Linked DNA regions of Homo sapiens: region 1 is linked to region 2. A link is an interaction called in ENCODE POLR2A ChIA-PET data of the cell type or tissue named here. Cell type or tissue: IMR-90. All regions are shown on one strand. Each heading gives the region's core, and the rest is flanking DNA. Links, peaks and the distances in the headings are about the cores only.

What was found. Peaks named below come from ENCODE experiments on the same cell type or tissue, not always from the same donor. Only the 100,000 strongest peaks of a DNase experiment are listed, where the experiment ranks them.
Region 1: POLR2A ChIA-PET joins it to region 2 with 5 read pairs; 4 of 35 experiments call an interaction of 5 or more read pairs at or near these places.

The regions. Positions count from the first base shown.
Region 1 is chr12:52,829,411-52,832,320 of GRCh38, reverse strand. KRT79 (keratin 79) reads left to right here. Exons shown (of 9, transcript NM_175834.3): 2 at 695-915; 3 at 2,029-2,089; 4 at 2,203-2,298. Among named protein-coding and RNA genes, the nearest start is that of KRT79, 3.4 kb to the left of the region's middle. In IMR-90, for the core only: no CTCF peak of the experiment used is centred there; no DNase peak of the experiment used is centred there; H3K27me3 peaks cover 411 bases.
Region 2 is chr12:52,936,518-52,939,427 of GRCh38, reverse strand. It overlaps a transcript of KRT8 not described here. Among named protein-coding and RNA genes, the nearest start is that of KRT18, 11 kb to the left of the region's middle. In IMR-90, for the core only: no CTCF peak of the experiment used is centred there; a DNase peak (open chromatin) is centred at 1,347.

The DNA of each region.
Region 1 (2,910 bases), core at 208-2,707, 110 kb after region 2:
TATACTCTTTCACCCAGTTCACCAATTTTCTTAATTTATTATTATTATTTTTTGAGACAGGGTCTTGCTCTGTTTCCCAGACTGGAGTGCAGTGGTACAGTCATAGCTCACTGCAGCCTCCATCTCTTGGGCTCAAGTGATCCTCCCACTTCAGCCTCCTGAGTAGCTGGGACTACTGGTGCATGCCACTACACCTGGCTAATTGTCTTGATTTTTAGTGGAGACAGTCTTGCTATGTTGCCTAGGCTGGTCTTGAACTCCTGAGCTCAAGCACTCCTCCAGCTTCAGGCTCCCAAAGTGTGTGATTTTAAACAGTTGATTTACATTTTAAACAGATGATTTTAATGCAGAATTAGGGGTCAGAAACATAGATCTAGTCCAGTTTATGCAGGACAAGTGAGAGAGGGAGACTCAGAGAGAAATGATTCGACCAAGGTTACCAACTAGTAAATTGGTACTGCTACTGAGCTGGGCTTTTGTGCTTATTAACTTGGTAGAGTTCTTTCCATCAGATTGGACGGTCGTTTCCAGCAGTCTATTCCCCTAAGGAGTGCCTCCCCACAGCAAAGTGTAGGTGCGGCTGCAGCGTCCCTATGTTGCCCTGGCCTTGGAGGGGAGGTGGCAATGGACCCCATCCTTGGCTCCTCTGGTGACCGGAGGGTGACATCAGCCCACCCTTTCTGCTCTGGCTCAGGTGCGGTTCCTGGAGCAACAGAATAAGGTGCTGGAGACCAAGTGGGCACTGCTGCAGGAGCAGGGCCAGAACTTGGGTGTCACCAGGAACAACCTGGAGCCCCTCTTTGAGGCCTACCTGGGTAGCATGCGGAGCACGCTGGACAGACTTCAGAGCGAGCGGGGGAGGCTGGACTCAGAGCTCAGGAACGTGCAGGACCTTGTGGAGGACTTCAAGAACAAGTGAGGAGAGCAGGCCAGGCGGGGCCATGTGGGAGTGAGGAGGGGCAGTGGGAAACCTGCCAAGAGGGCCACCCCATTCCCAGGGTCCCAGGCCCACCTGGGGGATGCACAGACAGAGCTGGCTCCCTCAGGTGCTCAGGTCCAGCACCTGCTGCCACCTGGAGAATTGGCAGGTTTGTTTGTAATTTAAAAAAGTTTTTAAAGTAGGGGGAATAGTATAATGAACCCCATGTTCCTGTCACCCAGCTTTAATCATTATCAACTCATAACCAATCTTGTTGCATTTTTTACACCTCCCCACTTCCCTTCTTCCCGTGTAGTCTTTTTTTTTTACCTTTGCCTTTTTCTACGTGTTCTGATTCCCTTGTAGTCTTGAAGCAAATCCCAGACATCTTGTCATTTCATTCACTAATATTTTACAAGTTATATTCATATATCTGCATGTGAATGTAGTTCATCTATGACTCAGTAAAACATACAGTGGCATAATCACACCTAAAAAATTTTAAAACAATAATTCCTCAATATCATTAAATATCCAGCCAGTTTTGAATTTCCAGTGACCCCATACATGTCATAAATTTAAAAAATACAGCTTATTTGACTCAAGCTCCAAAGGTTTATATATTATAATTGGTTGATATGCGTATTTATAACTTTTAAACACGCACATTTAAAAATGACTTTTCCCATAAATTGACCATGGCAATTTCTAAACCTTAAAATCTCATCAAAAGTGGTTGGGGAGGAGTTAGCTGGTTTGAATGACACTGTGTTGTTGAAAGTGATGGTAAAGGTCAGCCACTGTTGACACATCTTCACTTGTCCCTCTAAAGCCTCCTAAGGGCTTGGATCCAAAGAGATGGCAGCTCTTGATTGCCATATTATTGCACAAATTCTGTGCCTCTTTCCCTAAAATGGGGTGGGGAGAGAGAATGTTTAAATCAAGGCAGACCCCATGTTTCTTCACTGGTTGGCTACATTAAAGAACTGCTCCCCAGAGGTGTTCTTGATCAGTGAGGGACCCATCAGGGCTTCTGTAAGGCTGAGTGGGTCCCATGCCTGAAAGGCAGAGCCAGGCTGAGCCTGGCCTGAGTCTCCCATGTGTAACAGGTACGAGGATGAAATCAACAAGCACACTGCTGCAGAGAACGAGTTTGTGGTGCTCAAGAAGGTGAGCCGAGTGGAGTGGGGGAGGTGGTCCTTTGGCTGCCAGGGTACTGGGCTGATTCGGGGAGAGGGGACATCCCTGGGGCCTGAGGATCTGTCTTGCTCTCTCGTCCCCAGGATGTGGATGCAGCATACATGGGCCGGATGGATCTGCATGGCAAAGTGGGCACCTTGACCCAGGAGATTGACTTCCTGCAGCAACTCTATGAAATGGTGAGGTGGCCAATGGGCAGGGAGAGTTTGCATACACTATAAACAGCACTGGGCGTTTTCCATGGAGGTCTGACCTGAATTCACCAGTGCAACCTCATTGGTGGAAGATGAAACCTTAACACTTTTTTTTTTGAGACGGAGTTTCGCTGTGTTACCCAGGCTGGAGTGTAGTGGCACAGTCTTGGCTCACTGCAACCTCTGCAAAGCGATTCTCCTGCTTTAGCCACTGGAGTAGCTGGGACTACAGGTGCCTGCCACCATGCCCAGCTAATTTTTGTATTTTTAGTAGAGATGGAGTTTTGCCATGTTGGCCAGGCTGGTCTTGAACTCCTGACCTCAGGTGATCCACCCGCCTTGGCCTCCCAAAGTGCTGGGATTACAGGCGTGAGCCACCGCACCCAGCCTAAAACCTTGACACTTTAATTAATACTAGCTTCAACTTATTAAGTGCTTTTGATGGGCCAGGCACGGGGGCAAACTTTTAACATAATCTTCTCAATAACCCCAGAATGCAAGAACTATTATTGTCTCAATTTTATAGTCAAGGACCCTGGGGCTCAGAGTTGCTCGTGGTCACATAGCTAGGAAGAAGCATGCTAGAATTCAAATCTG
Region 2 (2,910 bases), core at 314-2,813:
GGTTCAAGTGATTCTCCTGTCTCAGCCTCCCAAGTAGCTGGGACTAAAGGCGTGTGCCACCACACCAGGCTAATTTTTCTATTTTTACTAGAGACAGTTTCACCATGTTGGCCAGGCTGGTGTCGAACTCCTGACCTCAAGTGATCTGCCCGCCTCAGTCTCCCAAAGTGCTGGGAGTACAGGCGTGAACCACCATGCCTGGCCAAGTTTATTCTTCTAAGAAACTGCCAAAGTAGCTGTACCATTTTGCATGCCCCCAGTAACATGATGCTCTGTATCCTCACCAACACTCTGTACTGTCTGTCCTTTTTTTATTTTTATTTTTTATTTTACTTTTTTTTAAGATACAGGGTCTTGCTCTGTCACCCAGGTTGGAGTATAGTGGTTCTGTCATAGCTTACTATAGCCTGGAACTCCTGTGCCCAAGTGATACTCCTGCCTCATCCTCCTCAGGAGCTAGGACTACAGGCCCATACCACTAAACCTGGCTGGTTTTAAAAATTCATTTGTAGGCCAGGCGCGGTGGCTCACGCCTGTAAGCCCAGCACTTTGGGAGGTCAAGGCGGGAGGATCATGAGGTCAGGAGATCAAGACAATCCTGGTTAACACGGTGAAACCCCGTCTCTACTAAAAACACAAAAAATTAACCGGGACTGGTGGCAGGCACCTGTAGTCCCAGGTCCTCGGGAGGCTGACACAAGAGAACAGCGTGAACCTGGGAGGCAGAGCTTGCAGTGAGCTGAGATCGCACCACTGCACTCCAGCCTCGGCGACAGAGCGAGACTCCGTCTCAAAAAAAAAAAAAATTCTTTTGTAGAGAGGGGAGTCTTCCTTTGTTGCCCAGGCTTGTCTCGAACTATTGGGCTCAGGTGATCCTTCTGCCTCGGCCCCCCAAAATGCTGGGATTACATGCCTGAGCCACTGTGCTTGGCCTGTTATTAAAAAGGAAAAACAAAAGTTAGGCTGGATGTGGAGTCTCACACTAGTAATCACAGCACTTTGGGAGGCCGAGGCAAACGGATCACTTGAGGCCAGGAGTTCAACACCAGTCTGGGCAACACAGCAAAATCCCAGCTCTACTAAAAATACAAAAAATTAGCTGGGCATTGTCCATGCTTGTAATCCCAGCTACTCGGGAGGCCAAGGCACGAGAATCACTTGAACCCAGGAGGCAGAGGTTGCAGTGAGCTAAGGTCATGGCCCTGCACTCCAGCCTGGGCGACAGAGCAAGACCTTATATATAAAAAAAAAAAAAAATATATATATATATATATATATATATATATATATAGCTTTCTAGTGGGTGTGTAATGGTATCTTGTGGTTTTAATGTGTATTTTCCTAATGACTAATGATATTGGGCATCTTTTCATGTGCTTATTTACCATCTGTATCTCTTTATTTTTGGCAACTTTTTTTTTTTTTTTTGAGATGGAGTTTTGTTCTTTTGCCCAGGCTGGAGTGCAATGGCACGATCTCGGCTCACTGCAGCCTCTGCCTCCTGGGCTTAAGCAATTCTCTTGCCTCAGTCTCCCGAGTAGCTGGGACTACAGGTGTGTGCCACCATGCCAGGCTACATTTTTTTGTATTTTTAGTAGAGACAGGGTTTCACCATGTTGGCCAGGCTGGTCTCAAACTCCTGACCTCAGGTGATCCACTTGCCTTGGCCTCCAAAGTGCTGGGATTACAGGCATGAACCACCATGCCCGGCCTGTTTTCTTCTTCTTTTTTTTTTTTTTTGAGACAGAGTTTCACTCCCTCACCCAGGCTGGAGTACAGTGGCGGGATCTTGGTTCACTGCAACATTTGCCTCCCGGATTCAAGTGATTCTTGAGCCTCAGCCTCCAGAGTAGCTGGGATTATAGTCACATGCCACCATGCCTGGCTAATTTTTGTATATTTTGTAGAGACAGGGTTTTGCCATGTTGCCCAGGCTGGTCTCAAACTCCTGAGCTCAAGCAATACTCCCGCCTCAGCCTCCCAAAGTGCTGGGATTACACGCTTGAGCCACTGCACCCTGCCCCATCTGTATCTCTCTCTCTTTTTTTTTTTTTAGAGACCGAGTCTTGTTCTGTTGCCCAGGCTGGATTGTGCAGTGGCACAGTCTCAGCTCACTGCAACCTCTGCCTCCCGAGTTCTAGCAATTCTCCTGCCTCAGCCTCCCAAGTGGCTGGGATTACAGGTGCATGCTGCCACACCAGGCTAGTTTTTTGTATTTCAGTAGAGACAGGGTTTCACGGTGTTGCCCAGGTTGGTCTCAAACTCCTGAGCTCAGGCAGTCCACCCGCCTCAGCCTCCCAAAGTGCTACGATTACAGGTGTGAGCCACCATGCCCGGCCTGTATCTCTTTTTTGATGAAATATCTGTTCAGATCTTTTGCCCATTTAAAAAATTTGGTTGTCTCTTTTTTATTATTGAATGTTGAGAGTTTTGAAAATATGTCTGGATTCAAGTTCTTCTTCATGAAATTTGCAACTATTTTCTCCCAGTCTGTGGCTATCTTTTCATTCTCTTAATGTCTTTTGAAGAGAAGTTCTTAATTGTGACAAAGCCCAGTTTATCAAGTTTTTATTTTATGGATTATGCTTTGATGCTGTATTTAAGAAATCTAGCAGCTGGGCACAGTGCCTCACACCTGTAATCCCAGCACTTTGGGAGGCCAAGACGGGCGGATCACCTGAGGTTGGGAGTTCAAGACCAGCCTGACCAAAATGGAGAAACCCCATCTCTACTAAAAATACAAAAAAATTAGCCGGGCATAGTGGCCCATGCTTGTAATCCCAGCTACCCAGGAGGCTGAGGCAGGAGAATCGCTTGAACCTGGGAGGCAGAGGTTGCAGTGAGTGCAGATTGCGCCATTGCACTCCAGCCTGGGCAACAAGAGTGAAACTCCATCTCAACAACAACAAC